Linked DNA regions of Homo sapiens: region 2 is linked to region 1. A link is an interaction called in ENCODE POLR2A ChIA-PET data of the cell type or tissue named here. Cell type or tissue: Panc1. All regions are shown on one strand. Each heading gives the region's core, and the rest is flanking DNA. Links, peaks and the distances in the headings are about the cores only.

Region 1 (8,277 bases), core at 2,173-7,172:
GCAGGAAAGATGCATGCTGCAGGCAGAAGAGGGCATGGTGGTGCAGGCGCTCTGCCTGAGCATGCCCTCCCTTTCCTGCTTCTTGTCCTCCTCGCCCTCACTGTCCTGCCTGCTCCTCGCCTGCTGGCCTCTCAGTGGACTCCTGCCAGTGGTCGCCTCTCCCTGGACTTTGAGGTTCAGAAGTGGGGCACAGGAGAGTGCAGAGCTGGAAGAAATGTTTACAGGGTGCAGGGATTGGGGAAAGTGCATGTCTCAAGGTGGGCGCTCCTAGGATCCCCTGGCAAAGGCACAGGAGGAGGGAGCTGTCAGAGGACCATGTAGCCTTGAGACCATGGGTGCCTCCTAAGAGAAAACAGTGTCTTTATTTCTGTGCTCCTTTAGGGGGAGAAACAAAGGATGCATTAGCTCCATAGGGACAAGCAAGATGGCCTCACTAAAGCACAGCAGAGCCCTGGGGTGACTTTCATGGGTTTGCTAAAGCCAGGTGTCCTTCCTAAGCCTAGCCAAATCCAAGAGACATTTTCCCAGGAGGGAAGGGGAGTGCGGAGGCCTCATTCTGCAAACATTGCAGCTATTTTAAAGAAACAATTCCAGATTTTATATCTTTTACCTGCCAGGAAATTGCAAATGAGGAAATAAGGAAATAAGTTTGGAGCTAAGTGGAATATGACCAGTGGAGTTAGAGGATTTTCTGGTTGCTTGATTTACGAGGTTTGTCATTTCAGGAATCACTTTGAGCATAAGCTGTTGCTCTCTGGTCATTATCTTTTGTTTGCGTTTCCTTAATCATATCACCTTTTGAGAGATTCCTTTCCCTCAGCTTTCTTCATATTTTCCTTCCTTTTCCATTTGGGCTTTCTTTGGAATTATAATTTAAACAGAGGGAGGCACTGAAACCCTTTCTGACTTGTTTATTCTTTTTTACAAACAACATCCCTTTGTGGGTTTAGTCAGAGATTTGCACTCTTCACTAATCAACACCAAAATAAATAGACTCTTAAAACTGTCAGTGACACGGGCCAGTTCTGCAGCCCGAGTCCTGAAGGGCCAAGCCAGATGGCAAAGCCAGGCCCCTAGCACACATAATGCGTGTCTGTAGGCTCTTGGCTTCAGCAGCATGGGCAGCTGACTGCTTTTCAGATGGCTTCTGTGGGGAGGGAGCAGATTTTCCACTATCCATTTGTTCTTTGGGCATCTCCAGGAATAAACCCTAAGGTGGCACAAGTGTTACTTGACCGTGATTAAAACCTGCTGTGTACTGGCCGAGGCACAGGCTAGAAATTCTGAACTCCTGCTTTGCCACCAGCATGTTCTGTGATTGCGTTCTGATCATGAAGCTTCCCATAGGCTCTCTGGTGTATAAGGTGGAGGGGTAGAGTGGCCCATTTTTCTGAATTTTTAAGTACTGCAGCAGGAGGTATTGCACACATATGTGGGCACATGAGGATATGAGTTCATTTTGCTCAGACCAGACTGACTGGACAGAACCTCCCTTCTGTTCAACGGGATATTATCTCAACACTGTTGAGGTGAGGAGAGAAAGAGCATCTATCGCCTTCTGTGCAGCAGTGGTTTGCTTCGCTCTTGGGAGAGTTTGAGTGTAGCTGAAATATTGTGCTCTGAACTCCCATATAGATAACTAATCAATTGACTGTCTGGACCTCTGAAAGGGGAGTTGAAAGAGATTCTGATATGGGAGCTGCCATCTTCCTCTCCCCCAGCAAGAGATTGGATTTTCTCCTTTAAGCTCATGAGACTATACTGCAAGGAACTCCTAGGTGTGCAGAAGACAGAATAACACACTGGACCAAATAAATTGTTACGTGCAACCAATATGTAAATAAGGATCTCTCAGTTATGTCACAGAAAGAGCCTAGAACAAGCCAGGTCCTCCACTGGATTTGCAGACCTTTTGCCTTTGTGGAGAGGATTTTTGATGGTCAAGTAAAATCTTAGGAGAAGTTGTTTTTTGAGAGAAGATTTGGTTTAATGAAGAGGAGACAGCCACACATGGTAGATAGGGAAGTAACCCCTTGGACTTTCGTATATTACATGTAGAACCTTCTCCATTCACACACACTTCTTTGGACATTGCAGATGGGTGTTAGAATGAAATTGTTTTATATTCTGTTGTGTTTATCAGGGCACCCTTATTTTTTTCTTTTGATTCCTATTGGTGCCCGGTTGCCTTCCTGCCCCTTGCAGCATGGCGTGGCTCTGTAGTTCTGTGCTGAAGTGCTGGGTTGGAACCAGTTCGGCATTTGCCTGTTTACTGCTTCTCTACACATTACAGCTTCCTTCCTTCAGATAGTGTTTGAACAGACCGAAAACATGTTTTTGGATGTCATCCAGGGTTTGGCTTCTGCTTCCCAATAATGCCATAAAAATGCTCTGTCAAATAAATTCTCAGGAACTGAAAAGAACACATTCCCTGCTCCATATGATTGTCAGTAATGGAGGAAGGCTTCAGCTGACCACCTGGCTTGGTGCCCACGGCTTAGGAAAACCAAATCACACAACATCTCTTGGCAGTGCTTTCTAGCAATCAGAATTAATTCTCTGCATGTGATGGATGAGCTTTCCATTTAAGGGAATTTTCGCAGAGCATTTATCTCCACTGGGGCTTTTGGATTCCATAAAATATTATCTTTACTTATCCTGCCTGGTTGCCAATTAGCATACTATATGCTATGAAGTTTTTGAGTCCTAGGGTCAATTTTCTCTTCAGTAAGCTTCCAGAGTTAACCATGGAAAGAATACTTTGATTTGGGGTGTGTGTGTGTGTGTGTGTGTGTGTGTACGTATGCGTGCAAATGTGCTAAGAGGAATGCTTCCCTTTCCCAGCCTGGATATTATAACATCCTTATCATTCAGGGTCCCAGCTGGAAAGAGGTGGCACATTCAAATTAGGGAGGGTTTATTTACAAAGGGACCATTTTAAAAGGTGTGAATGTGTGGGGCAAAATGCTAGGGATAGTGTAGTAATCCAGTGGAGCTGTTACTACTCCTAGACCAGAAGAGAAGAAAGGAAGGGCCAATTACCAGAACCTAGAAGGAGAGAGGCAGATAGAGAAAGAAGTCTGCTTCCAGAGTGACCTTTGGTAGAGAGACTCATGTAGCCAGGCTAAGCAGCGTGTCAGGTGAGGCCATGCACTCTCCTCTTTCCCTCTCACTCCTGCCAGGGCTCCCCATTGGCTAAGCCCAATCAGAAACCTGAAGACAAGTGTCCTTTGACTTGATCCTCATAGGTCAGCCTCCTAGGGCAGAGAGCAGGACTGAGAAAGCAGCGTGGATTTGAAGGGCAAACAGAAGGTATCTGACACATCTCCCAATGTAGATAGGTGTCTAATTATTTCTAGGAGAGGCATAACAATCTCAGTAGGAAACTTAAACTCACTTTTATTTTTAAACAGTTTTATTGAGATATGATTGACATACAATGAACTGTACACACTTCAAGTATACAATTCGATAAACTTTGATAGGTATATACCTGTGAAACCATCACCACATCAAGATAGTGAACTTAACTATCATCCTCAAGATAAACCCACTTTAACTTAACACTTAAGATATTCCATGTGGTTCTTTTAGGAGGATGTGGAAAGAGATCATGCAGTAAAGCAATAGCAGGTGCAATTCCTAACTTACTAAAGTTATTGAAGTTAGTGAGTTACTGAATGAAGTTACTGCCCGGGGTTACAAAGCTCATAAGTGATAAAGCCAGGATGGGATTTAATCCTCTGAGCCTTATGCTATTCCACTTTAAATTATAAGGCAAATAAAATACTCACAAACACTTATAAAAATCATTTGTTAGCAACAAGTTTCTTGCTCTCCACCTTATAGCTGATGAAGGGACCAGCCGTGGCCTGGGTTGAGAACTGGCACTCTTACCTCCTGTGTCCCCAGAGCCTGTTTATTCTATAAATCAAGAGCTCCCAGGGCTGGGGAAGGCTGGTGTCTGGTGCAGAGTTGAATTTGAGACCCCAGTCCCACTTTCTACAAAGAAGAGCATCTCCCTGGCTAAGCCAGGACAAGGAGGCAGGAGGTGTTAAGTTTTAGGGAAGGGTGGGACTGGGTAGACAAGGAGGGATACCCTGTCATGCCGCAGCAGGGGCTACAGTGGCACCCACCAGCACAAGAGCTGTGACAGGGCCAAACTGGGTTCTGGGCGGGCCTTTTGAACTTGTCTAGTAAGCTCAGGTCTCAGGGCCTTTGAAGTTTTTATTCCTTAGGTCTGGATTGCTCTTACCCCGGATTTCTCCAAGTCTCACTGCCTCACTTTATTCTGGTCACTGCTCAAATATCTCCTCTTCAGAAAAGGTTTCTTTCTTTCTTTCTCTTTTTGAGACAGGGTCTTGCTCTGTTGCCCAGGCTGGAGTGCAGTGCAGTGGTATGATCACAGCTCACTGCAGCCTCGACCTCCCAGGCTCAAGTGATCCTCCCACCTCAGTCTCCTTGGTAGCTGGGACTACAGGCACAGGCCACCATGCCTTGCTAATTTTTTCTATTTTTATTTTTAGTAGAGATGAGATCATGGCATGTTGCCCAGGCTGGTCTGGAATTCCTGGAGTCAAGCTAGCCTCCTGCCTTAGCCTCCCAAAGTGTTGGGATTGTAGGGATAAGCCACCCCGCCTGGCCCAGAGAAGCTTTCTTTTGCCACTCTATCACAAGTGCCACCTCTGTCACTGTCTCCCTCTCCTTCTTTACTTTTCCTCATGGCAATGATCACTGTTGGACATTAGAGTATCAGTTCTCAAACTTTTTGGTCTTAGGGTTTTGCACTTGCTTAAAAATTATTGAGGACCCCAGGGAGCATAGATTTAAATGGGTTGTTACCATTCAAAATTTGCCCCATAAGTTAAAACAAATTATAAATTTTTTTATTCAATGAAAAATAGTAATAAACCCACTATATTAACATAAATAACTTATGAAAAAAGCTCTATTTTTCAAAACCAAATAGTTAAGTGAGAAGAATGGCATTGTTTTATATTTTTTGTACATCTTTTCTACTAATAGAAGTTTGCTAGGTTGTTGTATCTGCTTCTGCATTTAACCTGTTATGATATATTATTTTTAGTAAAAGTTGAAGAAAAATCTGGCCCCACAAAGATGTGTAGTTGGAAAAGGGAGGGCTATTTTAATATCCTTTTCATATAATTGTGGGTATTCTACTCAATATTACACCAAAAGTTAAGAAGTGGTCATTGCTTAAAGTTTAGTTGCTGTATGGACCTTATGCCCTGGGCATACTTGTGTGAGCCACTCCCAAGCAGCAGTCAGATGGCCGCTTTTTATAAGAAAAAGTTGAACACTCTCTTTTGAGATAATGATTTACATAAAGTAGAATAAAAAATGCAATAATCGTTTTATTATACTGTTAAATAACTCAGCCAGGCACGGTGGCTTAAGCCTGTAATCCCAACACATTGGGAGGCCAAGGCAGGCAGATCACCTGAGGTCAGGAGTTCGAGACCAGCCTGGCCAACATGGTGAAACCCCGTCTCTACTAAAAATACAAATAAATTAGTTAGGTATGGTGGTGGGCGCCTGTAATCCCAGCTACTCAGGAGGCTGAGGCAGGAGAATCACTTGAACCTGGGAGGTGGAGGTTGCAATGAGCCAAGATTGCGCCATTGCACTCCAGCCTGGGCAACAAGAGTGAAACTCCATCTCAAAACAAAAACAAAAACAAAACCACTTGTAAAAAAATCACCAAGTTTTCGAAGATTACAGAAGTGTCTTCTAATCAAACACCAACTTCTTGTGTGCCCAAAATTGGAACGCTTTTTTCTTGTTAGATTCACACCACATATTATTGCTACTTTTTTTGAGGCAAAAAGTAACAAGTTAATGGTTTCTAACATAGTGCCTTGATAAATATTGAAAATATCTGTTCGTTGGAATGGTTTTATTTGTCTTTCAAATCCTGTTTATGTCCACTACTTCATTTGAATAAGAGAATTCTGCCTTTCAGAAATATCCTCAAGCCAGTACAGGAATAGAGTTAAACATCCAAGTCAACAGATATGATCAGTAAGGTAGAAGGCCATTTTATCTGCTTGTTCACAATATTTCAATGTCATTAATCTATAATTTTATGTTTATCTCTGTAAGATCCGTACAGGTTTACAGCACCAAATAATCTGGCCCTGTCAGCCCAGCTGTGTTCCTCTGGATGAAAAACTCCTGCCCCAGCTCCTAAAAGAAGCAGGTTATACTACCCATATGGTCGGAAAATGGCACCTGGGAATGTACCGGAAAGAATGCCTTCCAACCCGCCGAGGATTTGATACCTACTTTGGTAATGGAAATGCACATGTTTCTTTAACAACTTAGACTAACTGCAGCCATCTCATAAAACACACCCAAGTGCAATCAAATGAAAGAACTGGATATTTGAACACAGAGTGAATCAGTCGGCACTGTAATGGGGCTGCTTTCTAATGTTACCTCTGTAAACAGGGCTCTGTGCTGACCTTATGGTGGGCAAACCCATTACCTTTGTTGGAGTTCTAAATGCCACCTTAGGGCCTTGCAAGAGTTTACTATCCACGTTGGAGACCGCTGTACTCTCAGAGACCCTTATTACCAAAAAGGGATATGGATTGATTTTTTATTTTTTTAATGCCTGGCAAAACCTAATGTAAGAATATTTCCAGGCTGGGTGCGGTGGCTCACGCCTGTAATCCCAGCACTTTGGGAGGCCGAAGCAGGCGGATCACGAGGTCAGGAGATGGAGACCATCCTGACTAACACGGTGAAACTCTGTCTCTACTAAAAATACAAAAAAATTAACCGGGCATGGTGGCACTTGCCCATAGTCCCAGCTACTCAGGAGGCTGAGGCAGGAGAATGGGCATGAACCCAGGAGGTGGAGCTTGCAGTGAGCCGAGATCATGCCACTGCACTCTAGCCTGGGCAACAGAGCAAGACTCTGTCTCAAAAATAATAATAATAATAATAATAATAATAATAATAATAATAATAATAAAATAAAAAATGAATATTTCCTTCACAAAGGTTTGGTGTGTTTTTTTCTCCCTGTGGAATGTATTCACAATTTTTCCTTTTTTTTTGAAGGGGGTGGGGGAAGACTCTTCCATTGGCATTCTTCCACCTGTGAAATCTGTTTTTGCAATCACAAAGTTGGGGAAGATAGGTTTTAAAAAACAAAGGAAAATGAGGAGGCCAAATAAATGGTAATAAGAAGGATAATAAGAAATAATAATAAGTATTTTATAAACTTGATAGCCCTATGAAACTAAATGTGAAACCTAGAGTTTGTTTTAAAATATGCCCTCTTTAAACCTGTAATAACCTGTGCCTGAATTAATAACCTGTGTATCTTGCCAGTAGCTATATATCTTTCTTTCAAGTTCTTTTTATAGTGAGCTATCTGTTTAGCTATTTAGCTACCTACCTACCTCCCATCTGTTCATTTATTTATTTACAACCCTCCGTAGCCAAAAAGGAACACATATTGAACATAGAAAGTTTAAACAGGATTAAATAATCAGGATGAGTAGAAAAAGATGGAATAGGTTAATGGCATCAAATTACAGAAAAGTTGCATGGCTCTAGGCTGTCTTCATATTCATCTCTGATATTTGAAATTTCTTTTTTTTTTTTTTTTATATACGGAGTCTCGCTCTGTTGCCCAGGCTGGAGTGCTGTGTCATGATCTCGGCTCACTGCAACCTCCGCCTCCCGGGTTCAAGCAGTTCTCCTGCCTCAGCCTCCTGAGTAGCTGGGATTATAGGTGTGTGCCACCACGCTCAGCTAATTTTTATATTTTTAGTAGAGATAGGGTTTCACCATGTTGGTCAGGCTGGTCTCGAACTCCTGACCTCGTGACCCACCCATCTTGGCCTCCCAAAGTGCTGGGATTACAGGTGTGAGCCACCGCGCCCAGCCTGAGATTTGAAATTTATTTGTCCGAAGAGGGAGAAAGAAAGGAAAAGACTATAAGAGTTACATTATTTACAAGATAAATGGAAACCAGATGTTCAGGAAAAGCAAAAGCATTTTCTGGCTCTTAGGCCTGACAGAAATTTCTCCTTTGGGAGAAGGAGAAGGTAAGGTGGACAACATCTTTAAAAATGTCATTTTAATAATACGTTAGGTGGTTTTCTTGTAGATGTTTTGAGGTATTTTCTTCTGTTCAAGCTAGGGCCAGAGCACCAAAGTGCAATTCAGTAAAAGTAATTATATGGGGGCCAAAACAATGCAGCTGAAGCACATGGCTCTGTAATGCCTCATTGGATTCAG
Region 2 (8,277 bases), core at 1,677-6,676, 200 kb before region 1:
AGTGTGCAATGATTGTGCCTGTGAACAGCTGTTGCAGTCCAGTCAAGCCTAGGCAACACAGCAAGACTCAGTCTCAAAAAAAATGCTTTGAACAATTTTATGATTGTTGATATATTTTGCAATATTGTTTTCCAAACATACCTGTACCATCTCTAGATTAATGCGAGATTGTTTTGTTTCACGGGAGGACAAACACTGGAAAGAGTTCCTGGAATTGAATCTGTTTAAAAATAGACTAAAGCCAGGCCTGGTGGCCTGTGCCTGTAATCTCAGCTACTGGGAGGCTTTGAAGCCGGAGGATCACTTGAGCTCAGGAGTTTAAGACCGGCCTGGGCAATATAGTGAGACCCTGTCTGAAAAAAAAGAAGAAAAAAAAAAGAAAATAGACTAATGTGCAAAGCTAAATAAAATAGCAAATGCACAATAAATAGCAAACACTTTGAGTAATAAACTGATTTCAGATGTGATCTAACAAGGATAATTGAAAATCCCATCCTCAAGTTGCCTAACCTTTTTACTAAACCTCAATCTTTTTATCTGTAAAATGGGAGTAATAATAGGCCAGGTATGGTGGCTCACGCCTGTAATCCCAGCACTTTGGGAGGCCAAGGCGGGCGGATCACCTGAGGTCAGGAGTTCAAGACCAGCCTGGTCAACGTGGTGAAACCCCATCTCCACTAAAAATACAAAAATTAGCCAGGCGTACTGGTGCATGCCTTTAGTCCCAGTTACTCTGGAGGCTGAGGCAGGAGAACCACTTGAACCCTGGAGGCAGGGGTTGCAGTGAGCTGAGATCGCGCCACTGCACTCCAGTCTGGGTGACAGAGCAAGACTCCGTCTCAAATAATAATAATCATACTAACAATGAGCAGCACAACAACATTTTTACAGTTTTTATCATATGCTAGGCACTGTTCTAAACACTTTACATACACTGGCATTTAATTTTCATAATCCTACTAGGTAGACCTTATTATTATGTTTATCCCTATTTTGTATTGTTGAGGAACTGAGGCATAGACAGGTTAAATGACTTGTCCAATGATTACAGCTAATAAATGGCAGAGTTGGAATTCTAACTCAGACAATCTGGTTCCAGAGTTTATGCTCATAATCACTAAATAAATAAGATAGTTCATATAAAAACACCCAGTCCAATACTTAGCATATAGTAAGTATTCAATAAATGCTTGCTATTATTATTATAATGTATTTTTTAAAAACCCAACTAAACTAGTAAAGGGAGTGGCAGAATTGATTTAAAAGCTCTACAAAACAGAGTCAATGAGTGCAAGTTTCAGCAAAGTAAATTTTGGCTCAGTGGCGGTAGTTTGCATTGGGATGCTGGATATAAACAAGGAGAGGCTGAATAACCACTTGTCAAGAACTTTGTAGAATAGATTTCTTCATCAAGTGGGTAGCTGAACTGGATGACCTCTAAGGCACTTTCCAACTTTGTATAGAGTTCTGTGATTCTAGGCCAGAATCTTTTCTTTTTCCATACAGTAAAGCTTCATTTTTTTTTTTTTAACACTAGGTTTGGTTTACCAACTTTGTTGATGTTATTGTCATTTTAATTGTCTGAATCATTTGCCAAGGAGATTGTGTCTTTGTAGCATGCGTTAAGTCTTTGGCAGTCTCTCCTGTTGTAATATTTGATGTGTTACAACACCTGAACATTATAATGATAGGTTCTGGGGAAACTGACATGTAAACATGTAAGTAACTATGCAGTGGTGGTCAGCCGTCCCAGGCAGGGTTCTTCAGGATTACTGTCACTTGGCTGAATATCATTTGGAGTCTGTCGTCTTTATCCAGATAACTTGTAGGCCCATGAAATAATCATGGGGGGCTTAAAATTAACATTAAAAATTATGGGATTATGATTGTGGATGAGAGTTCATGTCACATTTATAACAACATTGTTCGCAAGTGACTCAGGGAAATTTCGGTGAGTTTCCTGCTGGGAAGGGGAATTGCTCCCTTGATGGAAGTAATAGTTTTGCTCAAGTCATGGGAAGCTCCTCTTGATCCCATAATTTGTCTTCCCTTTGGATTTTAGTCTAGGCAATTATTTGTCTTTACCATTACATCTTGAGCAGTCCTTCAGGATAATGCACAATTTTACCATCAACTTTATGTCATTTCTCCAAGAGGGGTGATTTAAAGGGCACAGCTAATTCTGTTACAAAAATGTTGATGATGGAATCTAGATCAAATGTACCAGACTGACTCAGAGTAGGTGCTAGAAAACAGTTTCTTCTTGGCTATGTTTTTGTCTTTGGTCTAATGTTTTACAGTGTGTGCGTGTGCGTGTGTGTGTGTGTGGTTGTTTTTTTTGTTTTTTTTTTTGAGACAGAGTTTTGCTCTTGTTGCCCAGGCTGGAGTGCAATGGCACGATCTCCGCTCACCGCAACCTCCGCCTCCCAGGTTCAAGAGATTCTCCTGTCTCAGCCTCCCTAGTAGCTGGGATTACAGGCATGTGCCACCACACCCGGCTAATTTTGTATTTTTAGTAGAGACGGGGTTTCTCCATGTTGGTCAGGATGGTCTCGAACACCCAACCTCAGTTGATCCCCCTGCCTCGACCTCCCAAAGTGCTGGGATTACAGGCATGAGCCACTGTGCCTGGCTACAGTGTTCTTAATGTAACTAAACCAATGTAACTAAACACTGGTTTTGTTACTATGGAGACAGATTAAAATAGACATGGAGCTTTAGGTATCAAACTGTCAATAAATTTACTATGTAAAAAATGGAAAGTAGAATCAGAAGGAAGGCCAGACAAAGGTTTTCAAAGCAATGTTAGGAGATTTAATCTATAATATAGTAGGAAATGAGAAGGCCAGGGAGCAGAGAGACCTTTAGACATTGGATCCTCAAAAATCTTAAGATAAGAAGTTTGAAATGATTATTTTTGAATCACTATCACTGAGACACGTAATCTGCCTTATAAGGAAAATAATCTCTTTTTCTTTGGTGAGATTTGATTATTTTCAACATTAGTAATAATTATCCTAAAACAACAGTTGTTACATGCTGACTTTTCATTAATAATGGTACTTTTCAATTTATGTATCCATGCATATACACTGTGGTTTGTTTTGTTTTTTTTTTGTTTTTTTTTTTTTGAGACAGAGTCTAGCTCTGTCACCCAGGCTGGAGTGCAGTGTTGCGATCCTGGTTCACTGCAACCCCCTGGTCTCCTGGGTTGAAGCGATTCTCCTGCCTCAGCCTCCCGTGTAGCTGGGATTACAGGCACCCACCACCACACCTGGCTAATTTTTGTGTTTTTAGTAGAGACGATGTTTCGCCATGTTGGCCAGGCTGGTCTTGAATTCCTGACCTCAAGTGATCTGCCCACCTCGGCCTCCCAAAGTGCTGGGATTACAGGCATGAGCCACTGAGCCCAGCCTCCTGGGTTTAACTTAGAAACATTGTCACTCAAATTTTAAAAATGAACAAATGCCATTTAATTTTGAGGAAACAAAAATTGGCTTTGTAAACTGACCAACTAATAAACAATTATGAGCATACATTTGGAGCATTTTGCTTTTGGGAACTTCAAAGAAGGTGGCAAACTGTCAGTAATTACAGGCATCATTATCCTTGTGTTATTCATAATGAATCAAATAGAATGAGGGCGGTGCCTCCAGTCACGCAGGAAACTTGAGCTGGAACCCTCAAGACGTGAATGACAACACTAGGGCAATTAGAATCAAGGCTTTTTTAGAATGTAAGTAGCACTACTTACAGGAACATTGTTATTTACATACACAAAGTAAATATTGAAAGATTGGCTTAGGCTAAAAATACTCCAGGTGAGGTTGTAGGACTGGATACTGAAAGAATGAGTTCATATTGTGGGCTTTCTTTTTTTTTTTTGAGACAGAGTCTTGCACTGTCACCCAGGCTGGAGTGCAGTGGCGTCATCTCCGCTCACTGCAACCTCTGTCTCCTGGGTTCAAGCGATTCTCCTGCCTCAGCATCCTAAGTAGCTGGGATTATAGGCACCCACCACCATGCCCGACTAATTTTTTGTATTTTTAGTAGAGACGGGATTTCACTATATAGGCCAGACTGGTCTTGAACTCCTGACCTCGTGAACCACCCGCCTCGGCTTCCCAAAGTGCTGGGATTACAGATGTGAGCCACCACGCCCGGCCTTGTGGGCTTTCGAAATAGAAAAATACTTTTTTCTCATGTTTATTTACGATTAAAGCCATTTTTTAATTCAAGACACATAGGCAAACGTAATTTAGAAGAGAGTTAACCAAAAGTTTGTCCAAGAAATGACAAATGTAGATTATAGCCAAGTACATGTCTCAATTTATAATATTACAATCTTAGGCAAATTATACTTTGCTACATTTTAGCCATCTTATAGGTATTATATTTGAAAATTATTTTGACATGCTCTGTTTTGTGTAACTTTTTTTTAAAAAGTATCCTGGGCAAGGCAATTTATGTATCATCTATAAAACATGGCAAAGTAATTCAATTTAGAATATTTTTCTGGTAGGTCAGTCGAACAAATAAAACTTTCCTATAGATCAAGAAGTTGCCATTGGTCTTCCTGCCCATAGTAAAGCCTTGAATAGAGCCAAGGTGCTTTATTTGGAAAGGAATGAAGGAAGTGTCTCTCCTCTGCCAGGGAAGGAAGCCCACAGTGATTGAGGCAGTTTGAATCTATGCTTTCTATTTTAAAAAGTTCTTCTTGTATAGGCATTTCTCTTTGCCTTTGACACTTTCTGTTGTGGGATAATCCTGCCAGAGTGTTACTTGGAAGAATATATCTATATATCTATATCTATCTATCTATCTATCTATCTATCTATCTATCTATCTAAAATAGATATATCTGTGGGTTTTTTGTTTTGTTTTTTTTATAAAAAGCCTCCAGTGGGATATATCTATATCTATATCTATGTGTGTGTGTGTGTGTGTGTGTGTGTGTGTGTGTGTGTGTGTGTTTTAATGCAGGGAAGGCTGCTCTATAAACATGACAAATGTATGGCATCATTCATTCCATTAAAAGAAAAAAGACAAGTGTGCTGTGGAAATCTTGATATTCTTTGGTTGAGTCCTGAGGATCAAGGCTGAGGAATGTGACACCAGTGAGCTCAGCAGCCTGCATGCAGCAATAGTGAAGAGAAATCTGGCCAGTGGGGCAAAACTTCCCTATCAACCTCATGGCAGCCTGACCCTGCAGACTCCTGTCTCCCAGCCCACCCCTCTAGTCAGCTCCCATTTCGGGGCTGCTTATGCACCTATGAGGAAATAACAGGTTTCTCCTCTGCTCATTTTATTAAGGTGGCATAAATTTCTCCTATGAACAGACTCTTCCAAAGAGTAGGGAAACTCTTCATTAAATGCTCGTGCAACTCGACAAACCGTGTAGGTGGCTTGATACTCTACTGGCTAGAATTCAGGCCTGAATCAAAGGACTGGGAGCTGGAGGGAACTTTAAGGACTTAAAAAAATCCAATCTCCTTGATTTACACATGAAGAACTGAGACCCTGTTACAGCCACAGAGTCAATTAGTGGCAGAGAAATGGGACAGGAATGGAGTGTCTTGACCAGGATTCTTGTAAATAAAAGAGCAACTGATTATCTCAGAAGAGCTGAGAGTGCTGCCTCCAGGCCTATGCACATTCCTATGTGTAGTAACTAAGCAATCTTGGTAGGAAACATAATTTTAGATGGGTTGATTTGGGGCTTCATATTTAAAGAAATGAATTGTGAGCCTGTCATGTGCAAACAGTGCCAAACAATTCTCTTCGCACTGTTTTATAAAACAATCATACGCCCCACAGCTTTTCCTTATTGGGATGTGTCCTTAAGCGAACTCACGCAGATTAAACATTTCATCTTCTATCCCTTTGAGTGTCTCACTCACACACTGTGGAAACTAAACTTGAAATCCTGAATTATCTGTACAGTATTTAAAGATAATTCCTTTTCTAGAAGATATTCTTTTTTTTTTTTTTAAGAGACTGAGTCTCTCTATGTTGCCCAGGCTGGTCTCAAACTCCTGGGCTAAAGCGATCCTCCTGCCTTGGCCTCCCAAAGTCCTAGGATCACAAATATGAGCCATCATGCCCAGCTCCTAGAACATATTATTTATCTTCACCTTAAGACTAGACAGTTGGTTATATATAGTGGGAAGCCCTGTACTTTGTTTTCCAAGGCATCCTACCCAACTAACAAGTTGGAAATTCTTGCAACTCTGTCTTTCATTTTGTCTGATATGTTTTGTGTGGTCATAGTAAATTTACACAAAGCAAAATATGTTCAGGAAGCAGGAACAGACAAAAAGAAACACTTTAGTACTGGCATCCTAGCAGCAAATTACGTTGCTTTGGTCCTGCTCTCCATAAATACATAGAAAGGCAGGTTGCAGATATTGGCTCTATGAAAATCATAAAGCAGATGAATTTTTACAAAATTGTGAACCTATTATCTGCCAGGCATTTTTCATATGTTCTTTCATTCTAGAAAATGTTTTATTTTTCTGCTGGTTGATATCTGTCATAAAAACTTATTCTTGGAAAAGGATTTTATGTTGGTTATTTATATTTTAACTTATGCATTTATTTACTCAGTAAATATTTTTTGACCACTTCTATGTACCAGACACTATGCTAGGTGTTTGGATGCAGTGGGGAGAAAAAAAACTGCACATGATCCATGACTTTATGGCTTAGACTAGTGAGGGAGATGATATAATAACACATATATATGTGTCAGATTCCAACTTGATGAGCACTATGAAGGACTGTACAAAGTACTAGGAGATAGGAATTTGACCTGGTGATAAAAGCCAATAAAAGCTTCTCTGGGAAACTGATGCTTGAGCAGAAATGTGGAGGAGTTGGAGTTATTAAGGAGGGAATAGTGTTTTAAGTCAAGAAAACAGTATATAGCAAAGTTTCTGTGATAGTGGAGGTCAAGGAGTATAATATGTATTAAAAATTTTGCAGGCCGGGTGCGGTGGCCCACGCCTGTAATCCCAGCACTCTGGGAGGCCGAGGCAGGGAGATCACCTGAGGTCAGGAGTTCGAGACCAGCCTGGCCAACATGGTGAAACCCTGTCTCTATTAAAAATACAAAAATTAGCCAGGCATGGTGGCGGGCACCTATACTTCCAGCTACTTGGGAGGCTGACACAGGAGGACTGCTTGAACCCGGGAATTGGAAGTTGCAATGAGCCAAGACTGCGCCATTGCACTCCAGCCTGGGCAACAAGAGTGAAACTCCATCTCAAAACAACAACAACAACAACAAATTTTGCAGCTGGTCTGAGTGCAGTGGTGTTTACAACTAATTGATCACAACCAGTTACAGATTTCTTTGTTCCTTCTCCACTCCCACTGCTTCACTTGACTAACCTTTGAAAAACATGAGCTTTTGCTCTAATATGTTATATAGGTGTGGCTGGGGTTAGAAGGGCTCTAGATAGACTGGTTAGGAGGTTATTAAATTAGACAAAGTTTGGCTGAATGATATGGAGAAGATGGAAGACACTGGAGAGTTCTGACAGAATTGAGGGATGGTGTGGGCATGGAGGAGAGAGAGAGCTGTCATGGATGACTTCTGCCTTTCAGGCTTGTTCAACCAGATGACTAGCTCACTGGGATACGGGACCATAGAAACCAAGTTAGGAGTATCAGTGAGTGTGGGGAGTGGGGAGAGCATGAACTCATGTTAAGTTTGGATGGCTTTGAGAATCCCAGGAGGACAAGGCAAGTTGTGAGTTGTATAATCGAGTTTGAAACCTGAGGACACAGAGCCTTGCACTGGAGATATAAATTTGTGAGTCCTCTCTGTGTGGATGGTGATGAAGAAATTGAATAGAGCACCTGGGAAGATAATATTTTATAATGAATTTAAATAAATGTTTTTGCTTTCCTTTGAGGATGTGTCTTTTAAGCTTTGTCTCCAAGTACAGCATATATCACTTTGATTCCTGATCAAGGTCTTTCAGGTTTTAGAGCAGGTGGATAAACTCATGAACCTGGGCAGAAATGTCCCTAAAATTATACCACATAATTCAATCCTGCTGGGCTTGTTTAAAAGTTAACTGAAAAGACATGAAAGTTTTTGGTGTGTGTGTGTGTGTGTGTGTGTGTGTGTGTGTGTGTTTTGCAAGTGGCGGGTGGTGCAGGGGAAACAGGGTTTCGCTTTGTCACCTAGGCTGGAGTGCAGTGACGTGAACATGGCTCACTGCAACCTTGACCTCTTTGGCTCAAGAAATCCTCTGCCTCAGCTTCCTG

Evidence for each region. ChIA-PET counts read pairs that join two places held together with the same protein. Peaks named below come from ENCODE experiments on the same cell type or tissue, not always from the same donor. Only the 100,000 strongest peaks of a DNase experiment are listed, where the experiment ranks them.
Region 2: POLR2A ChIA-PET joins it to region 1 with 7 read pairs; 2 of 35 experiments call an interaction of 5 or more read pairs at or near these places.

Annotation. Positions count from the first base shown.
Region 1 is chr5:78,967,039-78,975,315 of GRCh38, reverse strand. It overlaps ARSB (arylsulfatase B), which reads left to right. Exons shown (of 8, transcript NM_000046.5): 2 at 6,124-6,310. Among named protein-coding and RNA genes, the nearest start is that of ARSB, 14 kb to the left of the region's middle. RefSeq lists enhancers at 1-163, 164-683. In Panc1, for the core only: no CTCF peak of the experiment used is centred there; no DNase peak of the experiment used is centred there.
Region 2 is chr5:79,169,354-79,177,630 of GRCh38, reverse strand. It overlaps the pseudogene RNY3P1. Among named protein-coding and RNA genes, the nearest start is that of BHMT, 62 kb to the right of the region's middle. In Panc1, for the core only: no CTCF peak of the experiment used is centred there; a DNase peak (open chromatin) is centred at 3,565.